Regions from separate parts of the Homo sapiens genome. Here region 1 is linked to region 2. The links are chromatin loops, found by intact Hi-C in ENCODE. Cell type or tissue: CD4-positive, alpha-beta T cell. All regions are shown on one strand.

Region 1 (8,000 bases), 300 kb before region 2:
GTTTTATGAGAGTGAACTCTACAATTGTGTAACAATAAGAGACGTTTTGCCACCTTTACGTGTTTTCATAAGTGTTATTACATTGTGGGTACAAAACTGTAATAAAAAATAATAAAAAAATTTAACCATGATTTCCCTTGTGTTTTATAAACAGTATGACTCTATCTTTTAAAATATATTTTTTAAATGCCAAGGACAGCAATTTTTTTTCAATCAGCAAAGGTTTTTTTTTTATGGCTACCAAATTAGTTCATGTGAAAAGTTGTTAGTTCATTCTCATTCTGATTACAGTCAAAAGCAATAAATTAACTTATTTATTAGAAGTCAGCATTTGTTGCCAAATAACAAGTTTTATCATCAATTTAGACCTTTTCAAGGGGAAATTAAATTCCAACAGTTGAGTTTGTACTTGTTAAGCAATTCACTTTTCCTTTTCTATCTCTTCATTTCTTATGGCATGACTGGTTTGAAATACAGAATCATATTTTAAGAAAACACCAAGCTTCTGTCAATGTTATGTATATGGAGAGGTTGGAGTTTTTGTTGTTTTTTTGTTGTTGTTGTTTTTCCCAATGAGCTATGAGCCAGTTATTGGGGAATACTGAGCAATGTCAAATATAAATGTCTTCATCAAGTGTCATTCAGTTGTTCTGTAACTTTATTGGAATCAGTACTAACAAAGACTTTGTGTCTGTCTATGCTGAGCCCTAGTATGATCTGTGAACATTATGTTCCTACTTTATTCCTATTCTTACTCTTTTCAACATGTAAACAATAGTGTTTTTGTGTTTGGACAACCATTCTCCCTTTTATTTTTCAGTCCAAGGACCTTGGAATCCACCTAAGTAGTCTGGCTTGTGTTGTATTTCACAGACAAATAACCAACTTTCTTCTGCTGTTGGTCAGCAGTACTGAAGAACACATTTTAATTTTTCCTCTTCTCTAAGTCTCCTTCATTTTGCCGTTTGCCTCAGGTTTTCTTTGACCTTTTCCTTATTATTTACTGCCTCATCACTTTGACTAGCTTCCTTCTTGCCAGCTTTCTTTAGCTTGCTTCCATTCAGCATAGTAATTCACTCTTAATCCACAGATCTGTTTATTGCTGTCTTCTGATTGTGGTAGCACCTACTCTGATCTCCATAATTAGAAAATAATGATGATTTTCATATGTAACTTTTTAATCATATTTCGTGTGTTCTCTAAAAATAATTTGACTACATTTAGTTGTTTTGAAAGTGTATTCCTTTTGTGTTAATTTCACTGGCATTTTCTTCAGTGATACTGCTTATTAATTTAATTTGCTTTTAATTTGAATTGGCTCTAGGTGTCACAGATTTTGAAGTTTCAGTACATAGATATAACCTGTATTTTCAGAAACCATGCAAATGAGTACTTTAAAGAATTCATGATATTTATCTTCATAACTTTGTCTTGTAACTTATAGTTTTGAATATCATTTGAAAGGAATACTTTCAAAATTTCTAACCTTAGCTTTTTATCTTTTAATTTTTGAATTGTTTCAAAAACTTTATTCTTAACTACCAAATGACACTTTTTTGATATGCAGGTTTGCCATGCAGAACTTGAATTGGGGACTTGTTTTCAAGCAGTAAATAGCAGAATTCAGTTACAAATTCTTGAGGCACGGTACCTTCCAAGCTCATCAACACCTCTGACTTTGAGTAAGTATATCAGTGGTTCAAAGTAGAATCTTCAGAAAGTATTAGTAATAGAAAGTATTTTTTTTACATTTCTTACAATGGAGATTAAAATCTTAGTAACTTTTATTATTTAACTTATTTACTTTAAATTTAAAATTATAAGATTTCAAATTTTAGCCATTGTGTCTACCTTAATACAGTGGTCTCTTGAGTGTTATCCAGTTATGACCTCTCTGCCTTTGATACTGTTTTTTATTTAGCTCATCAGTTCATACAGGTTGAATGTCTAGAGGATTTTCAGTTATATTTTACCACCTGAAATGATTTATCCTCTCTCTAGGTCTGTGCCCTTTGTGGAATGCCCTGCTAACTAGAAACTTAATTGTAAAAAATATATATATCAAAAACAAACCTAGAAACACTTTTCTCTCCCTGTGTTTTGTCTACAACCAGGAGTTGTGATACTTTGGTTGTCTAGTCCCAGAGATTTGAGTGGGCAGAAGTGCCCCTTTTCCCTACTAAAAGAAGGGAACTGTATGGGGGCAGGCAAAAGCAATGCATGTTCACCGTAACTAGAAAGACTAAAAATAAATGAAACTGAGCATTCAATTCAAGAAGCTAGAAAAACAACAAACCCAAAGAAATTAGAGTAAGGTATTAAAGCTAAAGTTGAAGGTGACAGATATGGAGACAACCACAAAAGGCATAATCAATAAAACTAAAAGCTGCTTCTTTGAAAGAATCATTAAAATAGACACATCTATAGAAGGTGAGATCAAGTGAAAAAATAGAGAAAACATGAATGATATTCTGAGCAATGAAGAGGATATAATTTCAAATTCAGAAGAGATTCTATCATGTATAAAGCAATACCATATATAGCTATACCGATTTATTTGGGTATCTATGTAAAATAAATGACTTTCTGAGAAATTCAGCAGTTGAAAGTAGAATCTTAAGAAGAGGAAGAAAATCCGAATAAAAGAATAAGCATGAAAAGGTAGTTAAAGAACTGCCTCTAATAAAAGCACTAGACCAAGGTAATTGTACTGGGAGATTCTACCAAATTTTCAAGGAACATGTAATTTCTGTTGTATATAAGCTGTTCCAAAGCATGAAAAGAAGATGGAAAAAGTAATTTTGTGAGGTCAGCATATTCTTGATACTAAAACAGAATGGATAGCACACACAAAAAGTAATTATAGACTAATGTCACCTGTGTAGATAGATGGAGAATCCTAAAAGAAAAATGAGCAAATAAAACCTAACTTGGAATAAATCATCAGAACTATATATAATTAATTCTAGGAAACAAGGACAACAGATGCTGTTTATGACGGGCTTCCCTTAAAACAGCTTATCAGGATGACCACAACTCTTCATTCTATCAATCTGACGGTCGGATCTCAGCCCTCACTGTGGCTCCCACCTTTCTGGGAGTTCTCACTTTCTTGCTTCCCTGGCACCCCAGCTCTGTCACCTCCAATTAGTCAGACTGTACTTTCTGCTTGAGCTGTAGGCACTGTGTGTCAGTCAGATAGGGGAGTATGCTTAGGTGAAAAGCTATATCAACCTGAATTTTACCCAGTGAAGTTCCCGTCTTTTACCAGTTGACTTCCCTCCAGTTTCTTTCTGCTTTTAGTGTTTTAAAATTTTTTTCCAAAGTTTATAATAGTTGTTTATGGGAAGGTTAGTTTATACAAGCTATTCTGCCATTACTGGAAGCTCTATACATCTCAAATTTAAAGTACAGATTTTATCTAGTGGGCATATACTTAACTCCTGGAGTCTTTTATATTTTACCTATATAATTGTGAAATAAATACCTCCAGCTGTCCAAAAGATTGGTACCTCTCTTTAGTGTGATCCTTTTCAGTGTGCACTCTTTTACTGTGATTGTTGTTTATGCCTCCATTTCCAGTCTTTAATGGCATTCAGCCACAGAAAGATTAAGTTCATTTAAAGTTACAGTAGTAAAGTATGGCCAAAGTTATAAAGTTGATTAGAACTGTTTTCTGTTATGGTCGTAGCTCATCAAACATTTAAAAGTGACTTATCTATATTTTTTACAATAAATGTTATATATATATATTCCAACTTGGATGTGTATATACACATCTTTATATGGTATTTTGAATAACATTTTATAAACCAATATTTCTAATTTTTTAGGTTTTTTCGTGAAGGTGGGAATGTTTAGCTCGGGAGAGTTGATTTATAAGAAAAAGACACGCTTACTGAAGGCCTCCAATGGAAGAGTCAAGTGGGGAGAGACTATGATTTTTCCACTTATACAGAGTGAAAAAGAAATTGTTTTTCTCATTAAGCTTTACAGTCGAAGCTCTGTAAGAAGAAAACACTTTGTGGGCCAGGTTAGTAGGAGTTTTTATCCTTCCTTATATTTTTCTATGCATTTAAACAGTCAGTTAACAAAGGGAATACAGGATAATATTAAAGTCAAATAGAGTACAGTTCTTCAGCATCATAAATCAAAATTCAATTGCTACAAAAATCGAAACTTGTCAGACTTTTTGCTTTAATACAAATAGTTGGAATTTCTGAGCAATCAGGTTTATCTTTAAATATGTTTTTTTCTGAGCTTTTTTACTTCAAAAACGATGAGAATTATCAATTTTTCAGTACTACTGACTTGTTCCTTGTGGAAGGAGGGAACATTAAGTATTTAAATCAATTTCTTAAGTCTTCGAGTATCAAATTTATTTTGTTTAATCTTTGATTTAATGTTTAACATGGGCACTTTTTATATTCTCTTACCTGAGTTAGTTTTGAATTCCTAGAACATGTCCATTTTAACAGTGGTTGTGATATTATTTAGTTAATACTACTGTCTGGATTATTTTAAAATCTTGGTACAATTTGTATAAAACAACATAACACTTGTTAACTTGCCAGTCCTCTAGGAACTTGTTTCCTTTCCTTACTCTGAATAGACTAGTGGTAGCTGTCCATTATCTTTTACCTTAATTACGATTGTTTGAACCACATTTAAATTCCAAAATCTATATTATTGGTTTAAAAGCTTCAACTTGACAAGATATTATTAACAGTCTACATGAAATCCTCAAATTATATATGAATTTTCAAACATTGATATCAGCTCCTTGATTTACTTTTTAATATATATTTTTACGTAAAATACTAATTAAAATGTTGTTTTATCATTTATTATTTGGAAAAGAGCTTGAATTTAAGAATTCATATAACCAGCATAATTTTGAAGACCATTAAGCCTTTATGAAGTCAATTCAGTTAAAGTTTTCGTATATCATCGAGCCTCAACTTAACGGTATGAATGGAATAGGAAATTTACTTGAGATGATTTTCATGATAACATTTGTGGTGATTCCATTCTCTTGGCTAAGATTCTAGTTAGAATAATAATTCTGGAAAGGTTCTTGCTGGTCATCTGCTCCGTATGGCTTATCTGGTATAGCCTTAGGAGGAACTATGATGGGGTAGCCAAAGGGGAACTCAAGGTCTTCCACCCCTGTATCAACGAAAGTACTCTAATGTCTGTTTTACATACTGGGATTATTTGTAAGATTTCATTTGAAAGGAAGGTTCTTTAGACCAAGAAAGAAAAGGAAAAAGGTTGAAACCAATGACCTGCTCCAATCTCTTAGAAACTGAATCTCAGAGAAGTTAACTTCAAGGTAAAAGCATTTGTTAGTGCTAGAGGTAAGATGAAAATTCAAGTTTTTTTATTCCTTGTCTTCATAATAATATAATTATTGTGATGTCTTTTGTACAATTTGCATAATACTATGTATACATTCACATGTAGTATTTAAGTTACATAAGTGATGGGTACTATGAAATTACTATTGATCAAGAATGACTATTAGATTTTAATTAAGATTACACTTTATTTCTTGTAAAAGGTGATTTAAAATGCACATTCCTTACCAATCTAATTTGAATCATGATTAGCCTCAGTTTAATTATCCTTACAAAAATATTTTTGAGTGGTTGGGATCAGTTTTAAGTTGAGCTCCTAGATTTGTTGAATAGGAAAGGATACTAATAACTGTTCTAGGGGAAATGATTTTGTAATATTTCACCTTGAATTTTTGAACTGAACCTTATAAACTAGTCTTCAGAATGACTAAGCAGGTTAAATGTTTTAGCATTTAAATGTCAAATAGAGAAATCAATCTGACTTTTGGAAAAAAGAAAGATGTTTAATTTAAAATATGTAAAGCAAACTTCCAAATTTCTTCCATCAGTAAGAGTAACTAACTGTCTGAATGTAGTTATTATTATTGTGTCAAGTTAAATGATTGTACATACTTTCCTTTACAGATTTGGATAAGTGAAGACAGTAATAACATTGAAGCAGTGAACCAGTGGAAAGAGACAGTAATAAATCCAGAAAAGGTTGTTATCAGGTGGCACAAATTAAATCCATCTTGAAGACTTCACACATTAATTTGGTGAAGAACTTGACATTCTTTTAGAAGACTTATGATTTCAATTTGCTACCAATGAGAAGAGGCAAATCAACAAATTTGTCAATTTATGGGGGCTATAATTATGGTATATAATGTATCTGATAGAAAATTTGATAAGAAAATGTAATGAATTTTATCAGATATCCAAAGTAAAGGAAATGTTTTAAAACTGCAACAAGAGACACAGACAGTAAAATCAAAGTATTATTAGGATGACTAAATAAATTATAAAGTCTGTGAGAATATCAACCATAGATAGTTCTTTCTATATTATGTTTTCGCTTTTGTATTTTAAGCTTTACTTAGATATTCAAAACCTGGTATATCAAGTCTCTGTTAGTACTATTGGCATTTAGAAGACTTTACCATTATTTCAGTGCTAGGCATTATTGATTAGGTCTTGGCTCCACTGTTTACCTCTTGCTATGTATTTTCTCCCGGTAAAAATGAATTGAACCATTTCAACTATTTTCTATATTTGGAGAAAGTTTGTGCCCTGTGTTTTATAATTTTTTTACCCATAAGACATCACATTATCCCTTTGTAAGCTACTTATCTCCAAAAAACTTCAGAAATAGAAAACTACATTTTGGCAGGAATAATTGAAAACACCAGAAGGTTGAAGTTTAATTGGAAACCCAGAATATACATACTTTGCTGTTTTCTTCCCTCAAATATTTTACTATTTGTTTTATTTGGAGTTAAAATAAGAGTATCATCCATATGGTCCATCCTAATTCACAGAATTAAATGAGCTTAAATAGAAAATTCAGTATTTTATGATAATCACTTCGTTTTTAGTTTTTAAAATTTAGATTATTCTATAATTTACCGTGTTTGAGTATTTTCTCATTTTTTTCATAACCATACCTGATTATACTGTGTAACAAATATTTTCTATTGCAGTTTTCTTTCCAGTACTTATTAGAACTCAGTATTTGGAAATAATTTCAGCTTAATTGACCATAAGAACTGTGGCCAAAAAGAACAGTTTTTTGGAGAGGCAGATGACATTATACCTGATTTTAGAAAATCTCACTTTATTTTTGCTAATAAGTAGACTAAGTGCTCTGTGTTCTCAGTCTTCCCTTTTTTTCTGCCCCCATTCTTACTTTGTCCCAGGCATGCAGAGAAAGATGGTGATATTTTAGGCCAGGAGTATACCTTGCTATAACCTAAGCATGCCTTCTTTATTCCAGCTCCTATGTTCTGTGTATATCATTAACATTTTCCCAAATAAACACTTAATTCTCTTTTCCCTAGGTGCCATCTCCTCAAGCTACAAAATGTCCACATCTTATATCCCCTTTGCTTCTACTGCTCTGATTTTGTGGTACCAGTACTCTCTGCCACTGAACATTTTGAAATATTTTTGTTTTAGATTTGCAAAAAATGACATATAGGTCAGTACTCACATGGATTTTTAAGATAAATCACCTGTGTGATAATATTTTGAATCTGAGACGAATACAACTTTTAAAAATTGTTTTTAAAAATAGACTTTTTTTTTTAGAGCAGTTGTAGGTTAACAGAAAAATTGAGAGGAAGATAGAGATTTCCTTTCTCCCCTGACAAAGCCCTCAACAGCCTCCCAGGCTATCAGTATCCTGCACCACAATGGTACATTTGTTACAATCAATGAACCTACTCTGAAACATCATTATCATCCAAAGTTCATGGTTTACATTAGAGTCCCCTCTTGGTGTTATACATGCTAGAGGACAAATATATGATGATATGTATGCATCATTATAATATAGTATAGTTTCGCTGCCCTAAACATCCTCTGCAAATGCAACTATTTTAATGGGTACCAAAGAAGTAAATGTATTTACTGGCTTTTAGATAATAAATAACGGGCTTTATT
Region 2 (8,000 bases):
ATGAGGTCAGGAGATCGAGACCATCCTGGCTAACACGGTGAAACCCCGTCTCTACTAAATATACAAAAAATAAGCTGGGCGTGGTGGCGGGTACCTGCAGTCCCAGCTACTCAGGAGGCTGAGGCAGGAAAATGGCGTGAACCTGGGAGGTGGAGCTTGCAGTGAGCCGAGATTGCGCCACTGCACTCCAGCCTGGGCGACAGAGCGAGACTCCATCTCAAAAAAAAAAAAAAAAAAGTGGTATCTATATTATGACTAGTTTTCATAACAGTATATATCTTTCCCATCCTAATGATGAGGAAACTGAGGCTCAGAGAGGTTACCTCACTTTCTAAGCATTACCTGCCACATAGATGGTGGTATTAGAATTTATACCGTGGCCTCTTTACCTCTTAAATTTCTTAGTATTTTCATTCCATGCTATTTTGAGGGAAAATAACATAACTTTAATTTTGTCTTATCTGGAGCCTTATAATAAGTGCTCAGTATTTACTGAGCAGATAACCTTGTAAAGTATTTAGGCTGCCAGAATTATAGATTAACTGCAAATTCTTCTACCATTTGTTCTGTTCTGGTGAATTATAAAGGTAAACTAAAAATGAAACCTTACCAATTTTTGGCATGTTGATCTTAGAATGTTAATAGTTTTGAGCTTGAATTGCCACTCAGTCTGGATCAGATTGCCTGCCTGGTGTCTGTGATATATGGAAGTCCTTTAAGATAGTATAAAAAGTGGAGTTTGAGGTGTTTTCCAAAATTCTGAATAAAAATTATAGACTTAGTAATACTGCACAACCAAATCAGATTCTTATCTGTTTATTTCTGGCTGGCAGCACTTTAGTCCAGTGAGACTACTGGTCTCATGATTGACAGTTATATAAATGACTGAACAGAGTTAATATGCAGTTTGGCAGATAAATTTTTCATTTTTTTTTTTTTTTAGAGATGGGGTCTTGATATGTTGCTCAGGCTGGAGTACAGTGGCTATTATTCACAGGTGTGATCATAGTGCACTGCAGCGTCCAACTCCTGGCCTCAAGCAATCCTCCCTCCTCAGCCCCGTAACTAGCTGGGACTACAGGGATACACCATTGTGCCTTGCTTAGACACATTTTTAAACATGGAATCCATTTGTGTTACATTAAGAAGTGTTCTTGGCTGGGGTTGGTGGCTCACGCCTATAATTCTAGCACTTCTAGAGCCCAGGAGTTTGAGACCAGCCTGGGCAACATGGCATAACTCCGCCTCTACAAAAAATACAAACATTGGGCATGGTGGCACATGCCTGTAGTTCCAGCTACTTGGGAGGCTGAGGTGGAAGGACCACCTGAGCCCAGGGAAGTAGAGGCTGCAGTGAGCCTTGATGGCACCACTACATTGCAGTATGAGTGATAGAGACACCATCTCAAAAAACAAACAAACAAAAAAAAACAGAAGTGTCCTTGCCTAGTGAGAAAGATTAGAAACTGCTGCAATAGAATCATAGGTCCTTAAAGGTACCTTAAGCTAGTCATCTTTCCTTCTCAATACAGGAACCATTATCATCCTGATGGATACCCAGTCGGCCTTTGCATGGCTGTTTTTGGTTACTTGCTAGTCAGATTGAATTATTTTTTTCTTTATACCATATTCAAATCCATCTAACTTTACTCTTCTAAATTCTCTTTGTACCAGCTTGAAAAAACACTTGAGTGACATAGCCCTTCAGATTTTGAAGTTAGCCATTAAATGTAACTCTCCCTAGTACCATTCAGTATTTCTTGTATGAGATGATTTATAGATTGCTCTCAATGAGAGGATCCTTTTTTGAAATGGTTGATTGCTATCAAACAGTATGTATATTTATTTATTGCCAGTAAGATTTGAAAGGATTTTTTTTTTTTTTTTTTTTTTTTGAGACGGACTCTCACTCTGTCACCCAGGCTGGAGTGCAGTGGCACGATCTCGGATCACTGCAACCTCTGCCTCCCGGGTTCAAGTGACTCTCCCACATCAGCCTCCCATGTAGCTGGGATTACAGGCATCCGCCATCATGCCCGGCTAAAATTTTTTTGTATTTTTAGTAGAGACGGGGCTTTACCTGTTGGCCAGGCTGGTCTTGAACTCCTGACCTCAGGTGATCCGCCTGCCTTGGCCTCCCAAAGTGCTGTGATTAGAGGCATGAGCCACCGCACCCTGCCAAAAGGATATATTAGGCCTTATAAATATTTTGACTCTCTATTTTTTTTTTTTTTTTTTTGGAGACAGAGTTTTGCTCCTGTTGCCCAGGCTGGAGTGCAGTGGGGCAGTCTCAGCTCACTGCAACCTCCGCCTCCTGGGTTCAAGCAGTTCTCCTGCCTCAGTCTCCCGAGTGGCTGGGATTACAGGCACATGCCCGGCTAATTTTTGTATTTTTAGTAGAGATGGGGTTTCACCGTGTTAGCCAGGCTGACCTCAAACTCCTGACCTCCGCCCACCTCAGCCTCCCAAAGTGCTGGGATTACAGGCGTGAGCCACCACGCCCAGCCAAATATTTTTATTATACCATGCATATTGTAGAATATATGCTCTTGGTACTATGAGGAATATAAAATGGTCTCAGTAAGTATTGTATGTGCAGTGTCTTGCTGAGATTACATCTTAATAAAAACTGTTGAACTGTTCATTAAATTTTCATTAAAGTTCTGTCTAGATGGCCAGGCACTGTGGCTCATGCCTGTAATCCCAGTGCTTTGGGAGGCCAAGGCGGGAGGGCCCAAGGCCAGGAGTTCAAGACCAGCCTAGGCAACATGACAAGACCTCCATCTCTACAAAAAATGAAACTAAGAAGTTCTGAATAGGAATGAAAGGGTGGTAGGTGCTAGGAGTTTGCTGCTTCTTGAACCATAGCACTTTGCTAAGTTTAAAAAAAAAAACAAAAAAACCTATGTATAGGTAAATGCTCACGTACTACAAATGTAGCCAATAATTTCAAGGGCTTCATGGACCTCAGAGGCCCCTGGTGAAAAACACCTGCTGACAATAGAGGGAAGAGAGAAGGAGTTTTATTAACCCTATCGTCCTAACATGCCCTAGCTATTTTATGCTTAGATTTCCTCTTTGGACATTTTAATGACAGCATAAAATGTAAGTCAGTATGCTCGGATAGCGTTGGTATAATTGGTATAATGTTTTGTTTTTATCTTTTGCAATGCATGAAAAGAATATATTTCATATATTGGTTTAAGTTGTCCTTAAGGAAACATTATTTTTGTTTTATAGATTGGGGGAAGTGAAGTGTAAAAAGTCATTGTTTTGAAAAAGAAAGACATTGATAATTGCCAGTATTAGTGTTGCAAAAAGTAAAAATGAGCACAGTTTTATTTCCTTTTGTTTGTTCATTTTCGTTTGTGATAGTGTATGTTAATCATTCAGACTCCTTTTATGTCTCCAAAGGACACTCTGATTGTGTGGTCTGAAGCAGAAAATTATGACTTGGCCCTTAGCTTTCAAGAAAAAGCTGGATGTGATGAAATTTGGGAGAAAATATGTCAGGTAATTTTTTAAATAAAAAAATCAACATGCTTTCTTTAAGTGTTTAGTTTTTTGCCATGCTTTCAACTAATGCCCAAGAGTTTAAATAAATTTCAAATTGATCTTTTAAATTCACTGCTGTCTTTGAACTTGATTTAAAGGAAGGTGTAATTTATTGACACTAAACTCTCTAGCTCATACCTTTGCTGAACTCCAGTGTTTTATATCCACCTGCCTTTTTGAAACTTTCTCTTTTCATGTTCACTAGCATCTCAAATTTAGTACTCCAAAACCAAACATAATCTTCTCACATATATCTATCCCATCTCCTTCTAAGTGCCATGCAGTTGCTGAAATCAGAAACTTGTGGATCTTGTTTATCCTTCCATCATCGCTTTTATCCATTCAGTCCCTCGATAATAAATCTAGATCCATTGGCTTATCTTCATTTTTACTTTTGTAGTTTTCCAAGCCACCATCATTTCTTGCCTGGTTTATTGGTTTTGTCTTGACTGATCTTCCTAAATCAACATTTTAGCTAGAGCAATTAGGTGATCTTTTTAAAAATGCAAGTCTGATTACATCACTCTTTGTTCATAACTTCTTGTGGCTTTTGAAAGAAAACCCACCCTTGTACTTGTCTTGAGCAGTATGGCTGTTGACTGACTATTCAGCCTTACCGTGCCTCTAGGCTCGAATGTTCTTAATTTATTCTGGAGTTTCCCTAGTGACATAATCACAATCTTTTGTGAATTTGCATTTGTATGTGCTCTAGTAGCTAATGCTGTTGGCTCTTGTTATACACTTCTTAGGCCATTTCTTTCTAGAGAAGGTTTCTCCATCTCCATGTTTACTTTATCTAGAGAATAATCTTCACCAGATTCCTTAATTCCTTTGAATGTGGCCCTCAAACCAGCAGCACAAGCATGACCTGGGAACTGATAGAAATGCAAATTCTGAGACTAGCACCCCTCCCGCCGACCCCAGACCTACTGGATCAAAAACTGCAAGTAGGGTCCAATAATTGTTTTTTAAAATCCTTTCTTAGGAATTCTGTTTTCACAAGCCCTATAGGCCAGACTTTTCTCTGTAAAAAACAAGATAGTAAATATTTAAGGCTTTGCAGGCCATATAGTCTCTGTCACAGCTAGGTCACCTCTGCTGTTCTAGTTCGGAAGTAGTCATAGACAGCACATAAATGAATGGAGGGGCTGTCTTCTAGTAAAACTTTTATTTACAAAAACAGGTGGCAGACCAAATTTGGCTATGGTTTGTCGCCCCCTGCTTTTGGTGATTCTGATGCACCCTAAAGTTTGACAGCTATAGCATTCATAGAAGATATAGTGTCCTTAGCACAGTTTTTCCTTGACTTAATGGAATTTATTTCAAGAATATATTCTACTTCGCTGTGCTTTTCATAAATTAACCTGTCTGTTAAGCTGTCCCTTTCCTTCTCTGAAACATGAAAGGACTAACATTTATATCTGAATACCATCCATCTTTTTAGTTTTTCTTTGCTTTCCATCCAACAATTATATTTATAGCATATGTCTCTAGATTTTGTCTTGTAGTGTTATCCCAAAGAGAGAGAGGTGACATTAATGAGTTCAGGCTATGTTAATAGCATCTGTTATTCAGACAAATCTTGTTCTCCTCTCTCATCTTTCTGAATCAAACACTTCCACTCTGGATACAGTCTTCCTTTATGCCAATGTGTAACTCAAACCTGAACTCACTTTGTCATTGTCATGCCTGGCTCTCCTTTAATATTGTCTGATCTTTACCTTTGTTTGGTCTTTAATATCATAAAGTTTTTCATCATCTTAATAATTTTATCACTAGCTGCTTTAATATTCTTTTCTGATACTCCCTTTCAACTTTTATATAGTTTATGTTCAAGGTGTCATTTCTCAGTCACTCTTTTTATGGGTTCTGTCTGAACTTCTCAATCATTTTCTAGATCCAAGAAAGTCATTACATTTTGCTCTCTGAGATATTAAATGTTTTTCTATTTCTTGAACCATGTTCACCAATTTGCTCAACTCAAAAAGATGGCATTCTTAATATAATAAGGGCACTCCTCTCTTTTCATTTGGTTTGCTAATCAAAATCTAACATTTTTCTGTGGATAAAGTCATAGTTTGGGTATCAGGAACTTAAAACTATAATGAGAGCTTACATAATTAACAAATTCAGAGCCAGTGTGAGACCATGCAGGTACAAGCCATGAATGTGACTTGCCTCCTTTCAGTGCTGCTGTCCACTTGGTTGAGGTCAAGACCATATCACCTTGCAGCACATTTCAAGAAAAGTATTCCAGGTCGTCATCTTTTCTAGTATCTATCAGTGCATCTGTTCATTACGCTAAGCAATTTAAGTTTCTTGGCTTTTCCATATAAGGTCTAATTTTTTTCATTGCTTTACCATTCTACTTGGCCTTCTACTTGCTTTAGTGTTCACTGTCCCAAATTCTAGGGCCAAGATAACAAAATTTGTTTCATTTCAAAGTTTATCCTTGACCTTTTGTTACCAAAAAAAATGCCTTACTTTAAAATGTAGTCAATATAAGTTACCTTTTTATAATAAGAGCCCCTCCAGTGGCATAAAATTAGGTTTTATGACAGATTTTCAGGCTCCTAGAGGGATCATGAAGGCTACAGGTTAGGGTGTGTAGAAAGGAAAATATTTTCGTGGTTTGGTTACTTAACCTTCAGCAGACCTTTTTTGGGAATAACTCTACTACATATAGGTTGTATTTACTTTATATGTGGCTTCATTTTTATGTAGGTACACTTGTATTCTGCCTAGTGTTTTTTAAATCCTGTGTTTGGGCTGTCAGTATTTATAGAAGATCAGTGACTCACTTTGGTCCAAAGCCAGTTTGTTCATGCTCTTTGGCCCTTGGTTTCTACAATCAATTGATGTTAAATATTTTCCTTTTTGCTTATAATTATATATATTTTCTGTGATCATAACATTATGATATTTGGTGTTTATTTGGTCTTCACCTCAGAGTTAAATATTGAAGAGTTTGGTGGTGGCAGTGTCCTTTAGCACAGTCCTAGGACTGTTTCTGAGACTTGCCTTGGTCTGCTGGAAAAGAGGGCCAGGGATATGAGATGTTAGTGGCTGTTTTAGCATCAGGCTTCTATGTTGTGGGTCTGCAGAGGGCTGTTTCGTAACAGTCTCACTTAGTTTAGCCTGTCCTAGAAAGTTGTTCTTGCCAGCAGACCTCATACTTTATAGGGAAGCTCATTCTGTTTTTGAACTTTGACTAACTTCCTTAAAATTGAAAGTATACATATTTGGAGAAATGTAATGTAGAAAAGTAGGCAGTTTTGTCTTGAAAATGACCATTATAGGTTTCTTACAACATTTCTAGTATTCATCTTAGAGTAGCATTTAGGTTTGCTGGTCACCTGTTATCTATTTTGTCAGCAATTAAATTTTTTTTCATAGGTTCAAGGAAAGGACCCTTCCGTGGACATCACTCAGGACCTTGTGGATGAATCTGAAGAGGAGCGTTTTGATGATATGTCATCGCCAGGCTTAGAATTGCCATCTTGTGAATTAAGTCGCCTTGAAGAAATTGCAGAACTTGTGGCATCATCTTTACCTTCACCTCTTCGTCGTGAAAAACTTGCACTGGCACTAGAAAATGAGGGTTATATTAAAAAGCTCCTGGAGCTTTTTCATGTGTGTGAAGATTTGGAAAATATTGAAGGACTGCACCACTTGTATGAAATTATCAAAGGCATCTTTCTCTTGAATCGAACTGCTCTTTTTGAAGTTATGTTCTCTGAAGAATGTATAATGGACGTCATTGGATGTTTAGAATATGATCCTGCTTTATCACAACCACGAAAACACAGGGAATTTCTAACAAAAACAGCCAAGTTTAAAGAAGTGATTCCCATATCAGATCCTGAGCTGAAACAAAAAATTCATCAGACATACAGAGTTCAGTATATACAAGATATGGTTCTACCAACTCCTTCGGTCTTTGAAGAAAACATGTTATCAACACTTCACTCTTTTATCTTTTTCAATAAGGTAGAGATTGTTGGCATGTTGCAGGTGAGTTAGATCATTCCTTTTTTCATATTTCAAGAGATGCAGCGAAAACAATTTGCTCCTTTTAAATACATACATTGAGTTTTAATTTTGTTAATGTATAAAGTTAAGTATTGTGAGTTATTTTAAGAGATTATAATATACAATAATAATACGAGACCAGAAGGTTACTCTATCTGGGGTAGGAGAGGTAAGTGTGACAAATGTAGTTTGAAGAAATGGTATGAGGGGATGATTTTTTGGATACAGGGTCTTGCTCTGTCACCCAGGCTGTAGGGCAATAATGCAGTCTCAGCGACTGCAACCTCCACCTTCGCTTCCCTGGCTGAAACAATCCTCCCACTGCAGCCTCCTGAGTAGCTGGGACCACAGGTGTGCACCACCACCCCCAGCCAATTTTTGTATTTTTTGTAGAGATGGAGTTTGTCATACTG

The links. A loop is a pair of places that touch in the nucleus more often than their neighbours do. Peaks named below come from ENCODE experiments on the same cell type or tissue, not always from the same donor. Only the 100,000 strongest peaks of a DNase experiment are listed, where the experiment ranks them.
Region 1: a loop joins it to region 2, with 1.9 times the contacts of the local background. A loop is called at or near these places in 2 of 110 quality-filtered maps.

Annotation. Positions count from the first base shown.
Region 1 is chr14:91,781,195-91,789,194 of GRCh38, reverse strand. It overlaps TC2N (tandem C2 domains, nuclear), which reads left to right. Exons shown (of 12, transcript NM_001128596.3): 10 at 1,568-1,682; 11 at 3,834-4,033; 12 at 5,985-8,000. The coding sequence ends at 6,095. Among named protein-coding and RNA genes, the nearest start is that of CATSPERB, 53 kb to the right of the region's middle. In CD4-positive, alpha-beta T cell, no CTCF peak of the experiment used is centred here; no DNase peak of the experiment used is centred here.
Region 2 is chr14:91,481,145-91,489,144 of GRCh38, reverse strand. It overlaps PPP4R3A (protein phosphatase 4 regulatory subunit 3A), which reads left to right. Exons shown (of 15, transcript NM_001366432.2): 3 at 3,415-3,513; 4 at 6,952-7,569. Among named protein-coding and RNA genes, the nearest start is that of PPP4R3A, 25 kb to the left of the region's middle. In CD4-positive, alpha-beta T cell, no CTCF peak of the experiment used is centred here; DNase peaks (open chromatin) are centred at 4,174 and 4,754.